Linked DNA regions of Homo sapiens: region 2 is linked to region 1. Evidence: chromatin loops called from intact Hi-C (ENCODE). Cell type or tissue: mucosa of descending colon. All regions are shown on one strand. Each heading gives the region's core, and the rest is flanking DNA. Links, peaks and the distances in the headings are about the cores only.

What was found. Peaks named below come from ENCODE experiments on the same cell type or tissue, not always from the same donor. Only the 100,000 strongest peaks of a DNase experiment are listed, where the experiment ranks them.
Region 2: a loop joins it to region 1, with 3 times the contacts of the local background. A loop is called at or near these places in 23 of 110 quality-filtered maps.

What each region holds. Positions count from the first base shown.
Region 1 is chr2:227,880,018-227,888,503 of GRCh38, forward strand. It overlaps DAW1 (dynein assembly factor with WD repeats 1), which reads left to right. Exons shown (of 13, transcript NM_178821.3): 2 at 5,334-5,406. Among named protein-coding and RNA genes, the nearest start is that of DAW1, 13 kb to the left of the region's middle. In mucosa of descending colon, for the core only: a CTCF peak has its summit at 4,593 (motif pointing left); a DNase peak (open chromatin) is centred at 4,624.
Region 2 is chr2:227,661,417-227,668,571 of GRCh38, forward strand. SCYGR5 (small cysteine and glycine repeat containing 5) reads left to right here and starts at 5,388. Exons shown (of 1, transcript NM_001395406.1): 1 at 5,388-5,645. The coding sequence starts at 5,388. The coding sequence ends at 5,645. RefSeq lists enhancers at 5,036-5,536, 5,537-6,037. In mucosa of descending colon, for the core only: no CTCF peak of the experiment used is centred there; no DNase peak of the experiment used is centred there.

The DNA.
Region 1 (8,486 bases), core at 1,686-6,685:
TCGTAAATATGACATCTTTACAGCATTGGGTTTTCTCATCCAGAAATGTGTCTCCTCGTTTATCACAATTTTCTTTTATATTCAATAGTACATTTAGGATTTGCACATTTCTTGTTAATTCTATATTTAGATATTCAGTAATTTTCTTTGCAATTAAATGTGGTCTTGCCATTAACTGTATCTTCAATGGATACAGTATCTCTTTCTTATCTTCTTCCAGTCTTAGCTTTTTGTATTCTATTTATCTTTTGTAAGCACCTTAAATCTTTTTTATAGCATGTGGCATACAGCTAGGTTTAAAAATATTTTAACAATGCTGTAATGTCCATATTTTGCTGAAAAGTTTAATATGACACAAACAGTCTTTTTTTTTTTTTTTTACTCTAGGGAAATAAGTACTGGTTGGCTCTCCACAGAATCTTTCTTTTTTTCTTTTTAGTTTGCTTTTGATCCTAGAGTTTGGTTTCAGGTCTTTAGTACAAAAGAACTACTTCTTGGGGGGAAAACAACAAAACAAAATTATGCCAAACTATCCTCTAACTAGCATTTGCTTGCTGTGCTGTAGTGTTCTGGGCAGTTTCTTGAGTCACTAAAAGCATTTTTAATTACTTTTCTGTTCTAAAATCTTGCAGTTCATTACGCAACAGCTGCTTAGATTACCTGTTTAGGTTTCAGCACATCCGCGCAGCAAGACAGGGTTGAGAAAAATTCCCTCTGAGAGATCATAGCTGTGCAGCTGAGTGGGTAGTGATGTCCAACACTGAGCAGGAAACTCCAGAGGAGAAGCAGTGTTGAAGGAGAAGATCCTGAACTCTTTGAGGTGATAGGGAGACATCTATGTATCTGGAACTCAGAGGAGATATAGACTGGAGATTTGCAATTAATACTTAGCATGTTGATGGTAATTAAAGACATGGTACCGATGAATTTAATGTAAGGTGAGACGAGAAGAATCTGTAGACCTGAAGTTTAAAGATGCTTAGTGTTTAAAGGTCAGGCAAAAGAGGACAAAGGAGAATAAAAAATAACAAAGTGATTGGAAAAAGAGAAAGAAGAGATTTTATAAAAAGCCCAAAGAGGGTATATTTGAGGAAGGAGGACATATTGTTTATAGTATTGATTATTTCTGAAAGGCCACGTGCTGTAAGGACAGAGAATGTCCAATGCATTAAGCAATTTGAGGACAGTCTTCCCATCATCTACCAATTAGTTCATGTATTCAGCAAGCACTGCTAGAGCATTTTGAAAGATCATGAAGATACTAGGTAACGGCAGGCACTGCTGATAGAGAAATGGAATTCAGAGAGGGATCTGAATGTGTTGCTCGTACTTGAACCTGAACACAAATCACAGGCCTGCTGTGCTTAAATCATGACTTGCCCTGAGAAGGGTCTTTTTGGGAATATAGGGAAGCATATAGCATGGATATGTTTCCTTCTTCAAAGATGTTACAATCTCACTGGAAAGAGAAGGCATAAATGCAATTTAAGTAATACAAGGTGACCATGTAGCATATGCCACAAGGTATCATTTGATTAATAGCTAGAAAATAAGCACTGTTCATTGAGACTTTATGCCAGGTTCTTCATATACATCTTATTTAATCTCAACCAGCAAACTTATAGGTTCATAGATGAGAAAATTGACATTTGCCAGATCGTGACATAAATAAGGGGTTGAGGATCTATCTGATGCCAAGTATACACTTTTTAACTCTGCCACATTCTTTTTTTTTTTTTTTTTTTTTTTTTTTGAGATAGAGTTTCACTCTGTCGCCCAGGCTGGAGTGCAGTGGTGCAATCTTGTCTCACTGGAACCTCCACCTCCTGGGTTCAAGCGATTCTCCTTCCTCAGCCTCCCAAGTAGCTTGGATTACAGGTGCCTGCCGTCATGCCAGCTAATTTCTGTATTTTTATTAGAGACGGTGTTTCAGCATGTTGGCCAGGCTGATCTCAAACTCCTGACCTCAAGTGATCCACCTGCCTTGGCCTCCCAAAGTGGTGGGATTACAGGCGTGAGCCACTGCACTTGGCCTCTGCCACATTCTTTCTCAATGGCTCAGTGCTTTTGAAAAGTAAATAGAGTGTTTTGGCAACATTTCCTATTTTCCCTTGATCTGAAATACTGCTAGAATTATATCTGTTATATCAAACTATGGTCTATAGCAGTGATTCTCAAACTGTAGAGGACTCCTGGGAACCCTTGAACACTTTCAGCAGGGTCTCAAGGTCAAACTTATTTTTCATAATAACAATAAGATGTTACTTCCTTTTCTACACTGTGCTGACATTGTCACTAATGGTGCAGAAGCAGTGGAAGGTGAAACTGCTGGTGCCTTACTACAAATCGAGGCAGTGACACCAAACTCTAATAGTGGTCACTGTATTTATTCTTCACTGACACACACTCACAATAGGAAAACATCAAAAAAATCCCAACAGAACAACCTAGTTTTGCTTGAGGATTTCCTTGATGAAGCAGTAAAAATTATTAATGTAGCAAAATATTAACATAGGAGTGCATGTATTTTGAGTATTCCAGGTGATGAAATAGGAAGTACTAAGAAAGCACTTCTGCTCTACAGTGAAGTCTGATAGTTGTTGATATGGTTAGGCTTTGTGTCCTCACCCAAATCTCATGTTGAATTATAATTCCCATAATCCCCACAATCCCCACATGTCTAGGGAGAGACCAGGTGGAGGTAATTGGATCAGGGGGAGGTTCCCCCATGCTGTTCTCATGATAGTGAGTGAGTTCTCACAAGATCTGATGGTTTTATAATTGTTTGGTAGTTCCTCCTGCATTCATTCTCTTCCTGCCACCTTGTGAAGAAGGTGCCTTGCTTCCTCCTTTCCTTCCACCATGATTGTAAGTTTCCTGAGGCCTCCCCAGCCATGAGGAACTGTGAGTCAATTAAACCTCTTTCTTTTATAAATTACCCAGTCTTGGGCAGTTCTTTATAGCAATATAAAAACAAACTAATACAGTTGTCTTAAGGAAAATATAGGTGGTTGCTTGAATTACGAGATGAACCAACTTTTTTTCATGGAAAAGCATTTTTACTTGAAAGAGTGACTGAGAAACAACATGGTTTTCAGACTCAGACATTTTGGCAGACATTTTCTTGAAAATGAAGAATGTGAGCCCACAACTTTCAAGCAAAAATACCAGCATTTCTTGCTAGTGATGTATTTTAGCTTTCAAGCAAAAAGTATAAGTTCAGAAAACTTTTGTTTACCACCATAATCTTGACAGCTTACCAACAGTAAGAGTTTTCTTATGATAAAAATTGGTAGTGAAAATGGTAAATGTTACTTTCTGATATTGTGTGATGAAATATGTCAACAGTTACAATATATGCATAACTTAGTAGATCAGTATTTTTCAAATGTCCAGTGCATGATTATGCATGGACCATGCATGAATAAAAGATCCATCAAAAGTGTGAAATAGACCAATGAGGTTTAATGCAAGTATATGGAAAATTCACTAATATGGTTTCAGATTCTATATTGCAACTAATTTTAAGAAGTTACCATTTGTTGAGTTTTAATATCAAAAAATGTTCACAATGATATAAAAAGGCAATTATAATACTCCTTCATTTTTCAACTATGTATCAGTGTCTGACTACATTCTTTTCTTATACTTTGTCTAAAACATTTAGCAGAAGCTTGAATGCAGAAGCAGAGATGAGAATCCATTGTCTTAAGCCAGATATTAGAGATTTGTTAAAGTATAAAACAGTGCTACTCTTCTTACTCTTTTTAGGGGCAAGAAAATATAGTTATTTTTACAAAAACTTTATAAAAATAACATGCTATGAATTACTGTTGTTTTAAAACAACTTAATAAATATTTAAAAAATTTCTCAATTTTAGTTTTTAATATGGAAAAAAACCAAAAACTCTTTGGTGTCCTAAATAATTTTTAAGAGTGTAAGGTGATCCTGAAGCCAAATTTTTGAGATGTACTAGTTTATATCCACAGGCAGAGGCAGTAGAGTAAGGTGGTTAGGAGGCTCTGTCCAGTTTTTATTAGCGCTGGGCTGTTCGGATGGAATATATTCTATGGATCCATCTTCAAGTTCACAGATTCTATTCTCTGTCATCTCTACTTTTGAACTCGCTTAGCAAGTTTTTTATTTTCATTATCATATTTTTCAATTCTATAATCCTCATTTGGTTTAATAAATATTTTCTGGGATTTTCCATTTTTTCATTTGTTTCAAGTGAAATTGTAAATGATTATTGAAGGATTTTTATAATATCTTCTTTAAAGTCCTTGTCAGATGATTCCAACCTCTGATTCATCTTGGTATTGGTGTTTGTTGATTGTCCTTGGTATAATAGGTGATTTTTAAAAAATTGTATCCTAGACGTTTTGATTATTACGGGGATCCTTGATCCTATCTAAACCTTCTAATTTGGCGAAATCTGCTTAGATTTGTCATATGTGCTCTTGGGCTACTTTTGCGGGCGTTGGTTACAATGGTGTCTGTAGTTTCCTAGGCTCTTGCAATGTTACTGTCCTTTGTTTTTTCGGGTACTGCTAAGGCTCCTGCTCAGTCACTGCTGGCGCCACCTGCAGGGCGCAGAAGGTACTTCCCTAGTAGGCCTGCTGTCACTGAGTGGCCTTCCTGGTCACTTCCCGGCCTGATTATGCTGCTGGCTGGAAGGCAGGGAAACGCAGGGCTTTGCTGAGGCTGCCTCAGTGCCTGGTTGTGGAATGAGGTCTGAGACATCCCTGGATGTCACCGTTGCCCCTTTTGCAAGTGGATAGGACTGTCCACCAATGGCCTGGCTGTGGAGTGGGGTCTGGGAGGTCCCAGGACTTTGTTGATGGGGCTGCAGCCAGATCCAACTGCCTGCTGGGGCCCAGAATGTGCACTGGGAACTGGAACAGCCCCAAGCTTCCACTGGGGGATCAGACTGCTTGCAGGGGCCCCATTTGTGGGTCAGGGAATAGGGCCCTCTTGTCCTAGTTTTGGGGTGTGGAATGCGGTGATAAAAAGAAAATCCGGGAATCTCACCATGTAGTCGTTCCTCAAGCCCTGAAACCTATAGCCAGTCTACCTTCTTCCATCCAACTTTCTATTATTTTTTCATTGTCTATTGGACAATTTCAAGGGTATTTAGTTATATTTAGAGGGAAGGACCAGGGAAAAGTTTGTCTACATGATCTTGTTTTGGAACTAGATATCACTGCTTATTTTTTGTTAAAAAATTAAAAATTTTAAAAATAAAAATGGAAAAAACTGTGGCAAGGTAGGTTAACTTTTGACATAGGTGGTTATCGTAAGTGTTTTATAACATGTTTGTTTATTTCTATAGGAATTATGTTGGAATATGAAAAACATGGAGAATTAAAGACTAAGTCCATAGATTTGCTTGATCTTGGTCCCAGGTAAGTAAGCTGTAGGATTCAACAAATAAATGTTCACTGGGAAGCCTTGACACAGAGTGATGTGTGGATGAGCTGCATAAACTGCAGATAATACATTATGTTTTAAAAATTGTTCTTCTGTGGTGTGTTAGTTTCTGTTTGTTTCAGGGAGTTGTATCTGAGGGTCTTGCTGAATGAAGAGGAAGTGGGAAAAGGGTTATCACTCTTTTCTTTTTTTTCTAAGGTCTTAAAAAAATAAACCTTTTAGTTTATGATTTTAGAAAGGCCGTGAAGGTAGAGTTTCCACACCCCGATTCCCCTGATGTTAACATCTCAGATTAGCGGTGTACATTTATTAGGATTAATGAACCAGTATGATACATAATTATTAGCTAAGGCCCACTTTATTCAGTTTTTCTTAGTTTTTCCCTAATTCCTTTCTTCTGTTCCAGGATTCCATCCAGAATCCTACATGACATTTAGCCATCATGTGTCCTTAAGCTTCCTTAAGCTGCGACCGTTTCTCAGACTTCCCTTATTTTTGCTGACCTTAATTTCTTTCTTTTTCTTTCCTTTTTTTTTTTTTTTTGAGACAGAGTTTCACTCTTGTTGCCCAGTCTGGAGTGCAGTGGCTCGATCTCGGCTCATTGCATCCTCCGCCTCCTGAGTTCAAGCGATTCTCTGTGCCCAACCAGTGACCTTTACATTTTTGAGAAGTACTTGTTACTGAGTTTTAAGAATATTACTGAGCCTGTTATTTTCTTATTAAATACTTCATAGGGCTGACTGCATATGTTCCTCCTCATTAATTGTCATGGGGCAGAAAAGGGAGACCTAATCTCTATTACTGAAGCTTGGTATTAGCCCAGAGGAAACCTCTTGTGATGTAATAACACCCAGAGTTCATTCTCTTTAGTAAATCTAATGCAAATAGCTGGGCGTGGTTGCTCACACTTGTAATTTCAGCACTTTAGGAGGCCGAGGCAGCAGGGTCACTTGAGGTCAGGAGTTCGAGAGCAGCCTGGCCAATATGAGGAAACTCCGTCTCTACTAAAAATACAAAAATTAGCCAGGCATGGTGGTGCATGCCTGTAGTCCCAGCTATTCAGGAGGCTAAGGGAGGAGAATTGCTTGAACCCAGGAGGCAGAGGTTGCAGTGAGCTGAGATCGCGGTGCTGTACTCCAACATGGGTGACAAAGTGAGACTCTGTCTTTAAAAAAAAAGAAAAGAAATCTCATACAAAACTCCACTTCAAGGCCAAGGCCAAGTGTGGTGGCTCACACCTGTAATCCCAGCATCTTGGGAGATCGAGGCAGGAGGATCACTTCAGGCTAGGAGTTTGAGACCAGCCCGGGCAACACAAAATAGCAAGACTCTGTCTTTGTAAACAAACAAACAAACAAACAAACATCCTACTTCAAGAGAGAGTCAGACTAGTGATTATCCTGTGAGAGCCTAAGTTCAGATAAGGTGAAAATAATCTCAATGGGTGAAAATCACAAAAGAAACAAAACAAAAATGTTGTGTTTTAGGTTTGTGGCCTGAGACCGTAAGCAAAAGGAGCTTTCTTATATGGGCTGCTCTCTAGTTTTATAATGAGTCCACTTGACACCGTAACTGATGAGAGAGGGGCTCTCTTAATCCTGGAGTTGCTGCCACTTGAGAGGTTTGATGTTTCTGGGAGCACGTGTCTAGGGTGGGGCTGGGGCATGGCTCAGAGGATGATGGTCTATGTAGGGTCCAAGTCTTATTTCGGGTGCTTGGCACAAAGAAGGTAGTCAATTGATATTTTTTTAAAATCAAAGAATGAACAGTGGCACAGATAGTTTCATTGAATACAACAATCTTTGTTATTTTCAGAAAAGATGAGGCCTAATATCAAACCCAACCTGTGATTTTTGTAAATGGAACATGTTATTGATTTGTTTGATGATGCTAGCATGCAGGAAGTTTCTTTGTGAGACATTTGTTTATTTAGTCAGCAATTATGTATATGTACCTTCAACACATATGTAAGAATCTAATCTGGGTTAGATTCTATAAGAGGCTATAAAGATATTACTCATAATCCCTACACTTGATAGGCTTTTTGTCTAGTTTGAGAAACAACTTGTACAACATAGAACATCACACAAGTGGTACAGATAAGCTTCTATATGAGAGAATAACCTCCAGCTAGACATTCTGCAAAACCACAGATTTTTATATCTAAGAAGTATGAATTATTAGGTGATTTCAAAAAGGACTTGTGGGCTGTGAATCCAGGCACTCAACACTTTGAAAGTCTTCATATTAACTATAGTCACTCAATCGTGCTGTGCTTTCCTGAGGAGATATAAGGCATAGCCACTCATAAACATGACCTTTTGGTGATATGAGAAAGTAAATAAATGTCTCAAAAAAGTGTGAATTTTATTTCTAGTTTTGTGCAAGAATCTGGAAGTATTGTGCCTGTAAAAACACTGGCACCATAGATGACATGCTGGAATTATTGCATGAAAATCCTACAGGGTTGGAGCGTGTAGATTATCTGGTTAATTTGGATCTTGCGAGGAAATCTGTTTTTATATAAGTTGTTGAAAACGTTTCAAAGGGGCATTTTTACCCTTTTAATTGTTATGAAATTAATTATCTTTTTGACAATGAAATATCTCAGGGTTTATCCAAGTTATTATTATGGATGGTTCCTGGTTCATTTTTGTTCAAAATATTCACTCCTAATCTAATAGATTATGTTTCTTGAGAGCTGGGACCATATCTTTTACACACCCAGTGCTAAAGCAATAGTACCAACTCAATAAATGTCAATTGAATGAGCAGGTTCCTAGCTCGGTGCCTTGCACAAAACTGGAGCTTAATGTTTGTTGATGAGGTGAAGAGGGGGATACTTATCAGGGGCCACATTCATGGGAATTGGATACTGAGACAGAAGTGGGTGAGTCAAAGGTTTATTGGGCAGTGACACTTGTGACAGTCCAGGGCATGAAGCAGAAGCAGGATCAGGCGGGAGGAGCCATCTGACCTCGATGAAGAAGGCGGGACAACAGAATCTCTGCCAATCTGGAAGAGCTCAGGAGCAAAACTTGCCAGCTAGAGGAGT
Region 2 (7,155 bases), core at 1,697-6,696, 220 kb before region 1:
ACTCTCTAGTCACGATCAGCCAGTCCTCTGGGTAATGTCACTTTGAAGGAAGGTTGGATGCTTATCAGGAGAGAGTGAGTGGCCTTGGGTGGAATCCAGCGCCCAGTGGGGGACAGCTTTAGTGGGATGACCTTCCAGATCACACCACACTGGCTGCCACCCGCTCTGCCCTGCACAAAGTGGACCCAGGTGAAATAGCCCTTCTTGGAGACCCATTAGATGAATTCTTGTCTTCCTTAAAGTAAAGTTATTACTGTTCCAATTTATATCAACCAAACTCTTGCTTACATGGAGTAGGTGGCAATGACAGTTAGAAACTGAATTATACCCATAAAGAGCAATGCTGATAAGGAGAAAAATCTGTCAGTGGTTGAATTGACACTGGCTGCTTCCCATCTAGTTTGACTTCACAGAAAGTGGGGAAATGCTCTTTTTTTGTGGGATACTTCTGAGGTTTCCTGGGTCTTTCCTGTGCAAATGAATGATGAAATAACTATCTGCGGAGTCACTTAGGAGCCTTACTGGGGTCAGCCATTTTCTGTGCTCCAGAAAGCCCACCCTCTTTTTTCTTCCATTATATTTCTATCTCGTCTGACCACGTGTTGTTGCACAACTCCAAGGGTGAACTTGGAACTGAGATTCCAGTCTTTTCTTCCTCATGCTCTCATGCTTTTCAGAGACCTGGAGATGCTGAAATTCCTCTGCCTTTTCTTGTCTCTTTGCCTGCTCTAGCACTTCTGTCCTCTGAATTTGGTGGGAGAAAGTCAGAAGAAATAAATCTCACAGAATAAACAGAATAACAGTCTCCTTAGAGAGAGGAGGTGATGAAGAGGAAAAAATACAGACATGGAGGTAGATGGTCTTAAAGGAGAAAGGAGATTGGAAGCCAGTCCCCACAACTAACAAGGAGAGTAATAATGCTGCCTTTTCAGGATTTTTTTTTGGGTTGGGGGGGGACAGGATCTTACTCTGTTGCACAGGCTGGAGTGCAGTGGTGCATTCACAGCTCGCAGCTCACTGCAGCCTTGACTTCCTCAAGCTCAAGCAATCTTCCCACCTCAGCTTCCCAAGTAGCTGGGACTACAGGCACACGCCACCATGCCTGGCTAATTTTTGTATTTTTTGTAGTAGAGACAGGGTTTCATTATGATTCCCAAGCTGGTGTCGAACTCCTGGGCTCAAGCAACCCACCTGCCTCAGCCTCCCAAAGTACTGGGATTGCAGGCATCAGCCACTGCACCCGGCCTCTTTTTCAGGTTCTTGAGCTCAAATGTCAGCATCATCACTTTCTAGCTATGATCTTGGGAACTTAGATGTGGTCACTGATATTGTCCTTGCTTCTCATTGCTGCCTCCAGACAATTATTCCCAACTCCTTGGGAGAAAATGAAAATGTCAATCTATTTGAAACTCAATCAGCTAGAGCACTGTCTCCTCGGCGCTGACATCTACTGACTTCCTGGTCCGTCTTCCTCAGTCATCAAACCCTTTGGCATCAATTCTCCATCCTAGGTCCTGCCATTATCTTGCAGCTTTTCAGTATCCACATGTGATACATCTTGTCTTTTTTGTTCCTCAATCCCCTCATTTCTAGACTCCTTTTCCACTCTACCTCAGCTCCCCATTCTTGTGGCCACATCCTGTCCTCCCTCCAATGTAAGGAACTGCGTCACCTGGCTCTGTCTACAGGGATCTCGCCTTCTTGCTTACTCGATCATCTACTTCCACGGGACCATTCTTCAGTGTTATCGGGACATCCTTGTTCTCCTCTCAACCTCCCTGCCTGTCCTTTCTTCACTTCCCTTATTTCCTCTACAGCAATCACACCAATGCCCAAAGCTCCATGGCCTCCCTGTGTTTCAGTCACATTTGTATGAAAAAAAAACAATCCCAGGAAAAATCTTTGATCTGCTTGCTAGAGAAAGTCACACAATACAGCAAAATAATTCCATCATAAGCTCACAATCACCAGCTTCAAGTGGGATTTAATCAGGCAGTCCTGTGAGGTTTCTCTAGTTGGCTAGTTATTATTATTATTTTGAGACGGAGTCACATTCTGTCACCCAGGCTGGAGTACAGTGGCGCAATCTTGGCTCACTGCAGCCTCCACCTCCTGGGTTCAAGTGATTCTCCTGCCTCAGCCTCCCAAGTAGCTGGGACTATGGGTGCGTGCCACCACACCCAGCTAATTTTTTGTATTTTTAGTAGAGACGAGGTTTCACTGTGTTAGCCAGGATGGTCTCTATCTCCTGACCTCGTGATCTACCCTCCTCGGCCTCCCAAAGTGCTGGGATTACAGGTGTGAGCCACTGTGCCCAGCTGGCTAGTTCTTACTCTCCATCTTGGCCATATTACACTGTGTCTGTATTTCTCAGTCCTCAAATTCCCCTACTCTGCCTTCATTCCCAGAGACTATAACCTACTTTATAGAGAAAAAGGAAGTCACCAGATGCCATCTCCCTCAAGCTCCCAGCAACATGCAAACTACTCTCCATCTGCCTCCGCTCACCATGTCACACTCTGTAACACGAGGCAGCCATTCCTTCTCACTAGGGCCAGTCCCTTCATCGGGACCTGGAATTCCTGCTCCTTCCCCCTCTGAGCACATTTGCACTACATTTTTTTTTGTTTAAAAAAATAAATATTTCACTTCTTTTACTTAAATTGCCTCTCCTTATTTAAAAATTTATTTGACATCTTCCATTTTAGAAAATCCTCTCTTGACCCGGCAACGCTCCTCAATGACAGTCTGACCTCTCTTCCTTCATCAAAGACAAACCTCCTGAGCAAGTTTTCTATGTTAACTGTCTCTACCTGCTCTCCTCCCTCTCATTTTAAATCTCACCTGCAGGTATCCTGTCTCCTAAATAGAAACATCTCTTGCTGAGATCAAAAATAACCTCCATGTTTGCACCTGCAGTGAAAACATTCCACAGCCTGTTACTTGATGTCTCATTTTCATTGGCCACTACTGATCACTTCTTCCCACTTCAAACATTCTCCTCCCTGGGCAGCCAAACCCTTTCTGTTTTCCTGCTTTTTCCTTCTGTCCTCTCCTTAGACCACTGTGCATGCTCATCCTTCTCTAAGTAATTGTATTTCTTCAAAAGTCTGTCCTTGAGCCAGGCTCACGTCTGTAATCTCAGCACTTTGGGAGGCCGAGGCCGGTGAATCACCTGAGATCAGGAGTTCGAGACCAGCCTGGCCAACATGGTGAAACCCCGTCTCTACTAAAAATACAAAAAAAAAAAAAAAAAAAAAAAAAAAAAAGAGCCGGGTGTGGTGGTACACACTTGTAATCCCAGCTACTTGGGAGGCTGAGGCAGGAGAATCACTTGAATCTGGGAGGCAGAGGTTGCAGTGAGCTGAAATCACACCATTGCATGCCAGCCTGGGCAATAGAGTGAGACTCCATCTCAAAACAAAAAACAAAAAACAAAAACAAAAACAAAAAAAAGAAACTTCACTCTTACATATCACCAAGAAAGATACCAGGATCTCTTTTTAACAGACAAGTGTTCCTATAGTCTCCTGCTGTAGAGTAATACTTTTTTCTTTTTGTTTAATACCTTGAGGGTACAGACAAAGTCTTGTCCATCTTCAGAAACTGATTAAAGATCTAGCACTTTTTCTTGAAATTTCCCTGTAATCTGAATCAAGGCTTATGCTTTAGGACCATAGTGGGAGAAACCAGGGAGACAGTATATTAGCTTGCACTGCTGTAACAAAATACAACAGATTGGGTGGCTTAAACACCAAAAGAAATAGATTTTCTTAAAGTTCTGGAAACTGGAAGTCTAAGATCAAGATACCATCAGGATTCGGTTCTGGTGAGACTTCTCTTCCAGTCTTGTAGACAGCTGCCTTCTTACTGTGTCTTCACCTGATCTTTTCTCTGTCAGATAGAAAGAGCTCTGGAATCCTTTCCTCTTTTTATAGGAACACCAGTCCTGTAGGACTAGGGCACCACCCTTATGACCTTACTTGACTTTAATTATGTCCTTAAGGGCCCTGTCTCCAAGTACAATCACGTTGGGAGTTGGGGCGTTCACATATGAGTTTTGGAAGGACACAATTCAGTCCATAACAGATGGTAACTCTAACAGAATTCAAAATTGAAAGGAAAATCTAGTCGGTACACCACGTAATGTATTTCAATTACACAAGTTATATCTGTAATTTCTAGAATTCTATTTTATCAGTCCATGGCACTATCTTTTTCTTTGCAAGTTAATACTTCAGGTATGGGTTATATAATATGTACTGAATGATGTTTCCATGTTACTCACTGTCAGAAGGATGTGTACTTTCAACTGTGTGTCCAAAGGTGGTGATAATTTGCTTTGAGTAATACACATTTCCCTATCCAGTCAATCTGCCAAACCATGGTACAGAAGACAACAGGGTACAATCTGTGGATATGATAATGGAATACAGCTAAGCGGCTCACAGAACAGTAGAATCTCTTCTCTGGCCCCAGTCAAGACCTTGTGGTCCTTCCTTGAGAACACAGTCTCCATCTGGTTCTCTCTGGTGCTGCCAATAGCCTGGAAGATGGGCTGCATTCTCCACTGATCATGGTCCTGCCTGGCTGCCCTGAGGCCCTTGGTTCCTTGATCATTTCACTCCTGCCATGGTGACACCTTGGCACCTCATCAGCCAGCTTCCTCGGCTGTCCTCTCTGTTCCATTGTGCAAGGAAATGTTCTGGGTCTCTTCCATTCCACATGGGATCAGGGGGAGCCTTGTGGGTCACTCTCTGAAGTTGAGCAGGCCATCCCAGGAAGAGGATAAGATACACATCCACATATTTCTTCTACCTCTATTTTTCTTTCTCTTCTTGTCCCCATATCCTACTGAGTCAGAAGGCATTCATATCCCCGTTTCTTGTATATCACACCTTCTGAGTTTTTTCTTTTTTAATCTTTGAAGCCTGGTTCTTCATATGTAAACAGGAGCTTTAAAATTTTAGAAAAATTTCTTCTAAACTGTAACTCTTTTTTAAAGCCAAATGTTTCCAGAGTGGATATAGATGAGAAAGAACTCTAGATTCCTTTACGCATACTGGAATAAATAGTAACAAAGAAGTAGCTATTTGTCATGTGCCCTGGGTCACTCCATCACCATCCTCAGGATGGTACATAAGGGCCTCCCCCAGCAGGAGAAGGCATCAGACCTCCACACCTGGGAAAAATGTTAAGATTCCAGAAGAGGAGAGAGTGGAAAGAGGAAAGAAAATGGGATAGGACATACTTCACGGGAAAAGGTTTAACTTATTTGTGCAAGCCATGAAATGACTGTGATATTGAGCAAACACCCTTCTACCCTTTGGGCCTCAGTATCCTGAGTCCTCCCTCCTCACTTCCCTCGAGTCCTCTCTACTGACACCATGGGTTGCTGTGGTTGTGGAGGTTGTGGTGGCTGCGGTGGCGGCTGTGGTGGTGGCTGTGGCAGCTGCACCACCTGCAGGTGCTACCGGGTGGGCTGCTGCTCCAGCTGCTGCCCCTGCTGCCGCGGCTGCTGTGGGGGCTGCTGCAGCACACCTGTGATCTGCTGCTGCCGCCGCACCTGCTGCTCATGTGGCTGCGGCTGTGGGAAGGGCTGTTGCCAGCAGAAAGGCTGCTGCCAGAAGCAATGCTGCTGCTAGGCGGCCGGCCTGGCTCTGCTTCTGGACTGAGGTGCGGGGTCCTGCTTTCTCCAGGTAATGAGACTTTCCCCCATGCCCCTGCCTGCTTCTCTCCCAGACCTCCCCATCTGGTATCACCTGGGTGTCCAGGGACTTGCTCCTTTGGACTCTATAACCCCCTCTTTGAACCTAGTGGTTTAAAATCTTTTTATTAAAAAAAAATCCAAATAGGAAATGGCCATTACCAAAATACAACCCCAGACTCATCCCTAAAGATCAGTCCGCCTTGCTGAGCCCAGCCAAGAGGGTCATGATCCCAAGCGTTCTGTTTCCTGGGTGTTCAGATGGCCTCCACCTTTGTGTTTCTACTTCTCTGCACCTGCATGGGCACCATTTCCCACCTTTTCTATGAGTTTTGTTTCCAGTCACCACATAGCTACTGCTTATTTCCCTAATAAAACAATGTCAACAACCCTGAGTGCTTCTGTATTTATTCTGCCACGTCAACAGAGGGAACGTAAGAGATTTCTTACGTTGGCTCACACCTGTAATCCCAGCACTTTGGGAGGCCGAGGCGGGTGGATCACTTGAGGTCAAGAGTTCAAGATCAGCCTGGCCAACATGGTGAAACCCCGTCTCTACTACAAATACAAAAATTAGCCAGATGTGGTAGTGCGCGCCTGTAGTTCCAGCTAATTGGGAGGCTGAGGCAGGAGAATTGATTGAACCCGGGAGGCAGAGGTTGCAGTGAGTCGAGATAGCACCACTGCACTCCAGCCTGAGCAAAAAGAGTGAGACTCCGTCTCAAAAGAAAAACGAAAAAAAGAGAGAGTGAGATTTCTATCTCCTTGAACAAGTTGAGCGACAGATGCACCATGACCGGACCGCAATGCCAGCACGGGGCTGCTGGGGAGGCCACTACCAGGCCTCTGGGGACCTGGCCTCCCTGCCACCTGCCCTTTCTCCATCTCTTGAGATCGGCACTTCCCTCAGGTATTTCCACACCTGCTGCCACGTACCCCTGTTCTTCTAAAGACCCCAAGACCCAGCTTACTTGTCAAAAAGGAACCATGCACCTCTCCAGATGCAACTTCCTCAAAACAAATCTAAATATTTCACATAAGTCCATGTCGAACTGTAAACAAAAGGCAGGTCTAAACAAGCTAGAAAAATGGCCTATCGTTTTTTTCTAAGGATGGTTATTCTCTTGCCTTTTCTATTCCCTTATTTCTGTTATTTGTCTGTGAACTCTTGTTTTTGTGGTTGTTGTCTCAGAGTTGTTCTGTGTACAAACTAAAGCCCTTAAAATGTTTCTCCATGGGGTATTCCTATGAGCCACAAAACTACTATCTCTTACAAAGCAAACCTACATTCTCATATTTTTTCTACCTTATTTTTTATTTCTAACTGTATTTTTCTTTTCTTTTATTTATTTATTTTTAAGACCGGGTCTCACTCTGTCACCCAGGCTGGAGTACAGTGTCATCATCGCGGCTCACTGAAGGCTTGAACTTGTGGGCTCAGGTGATCC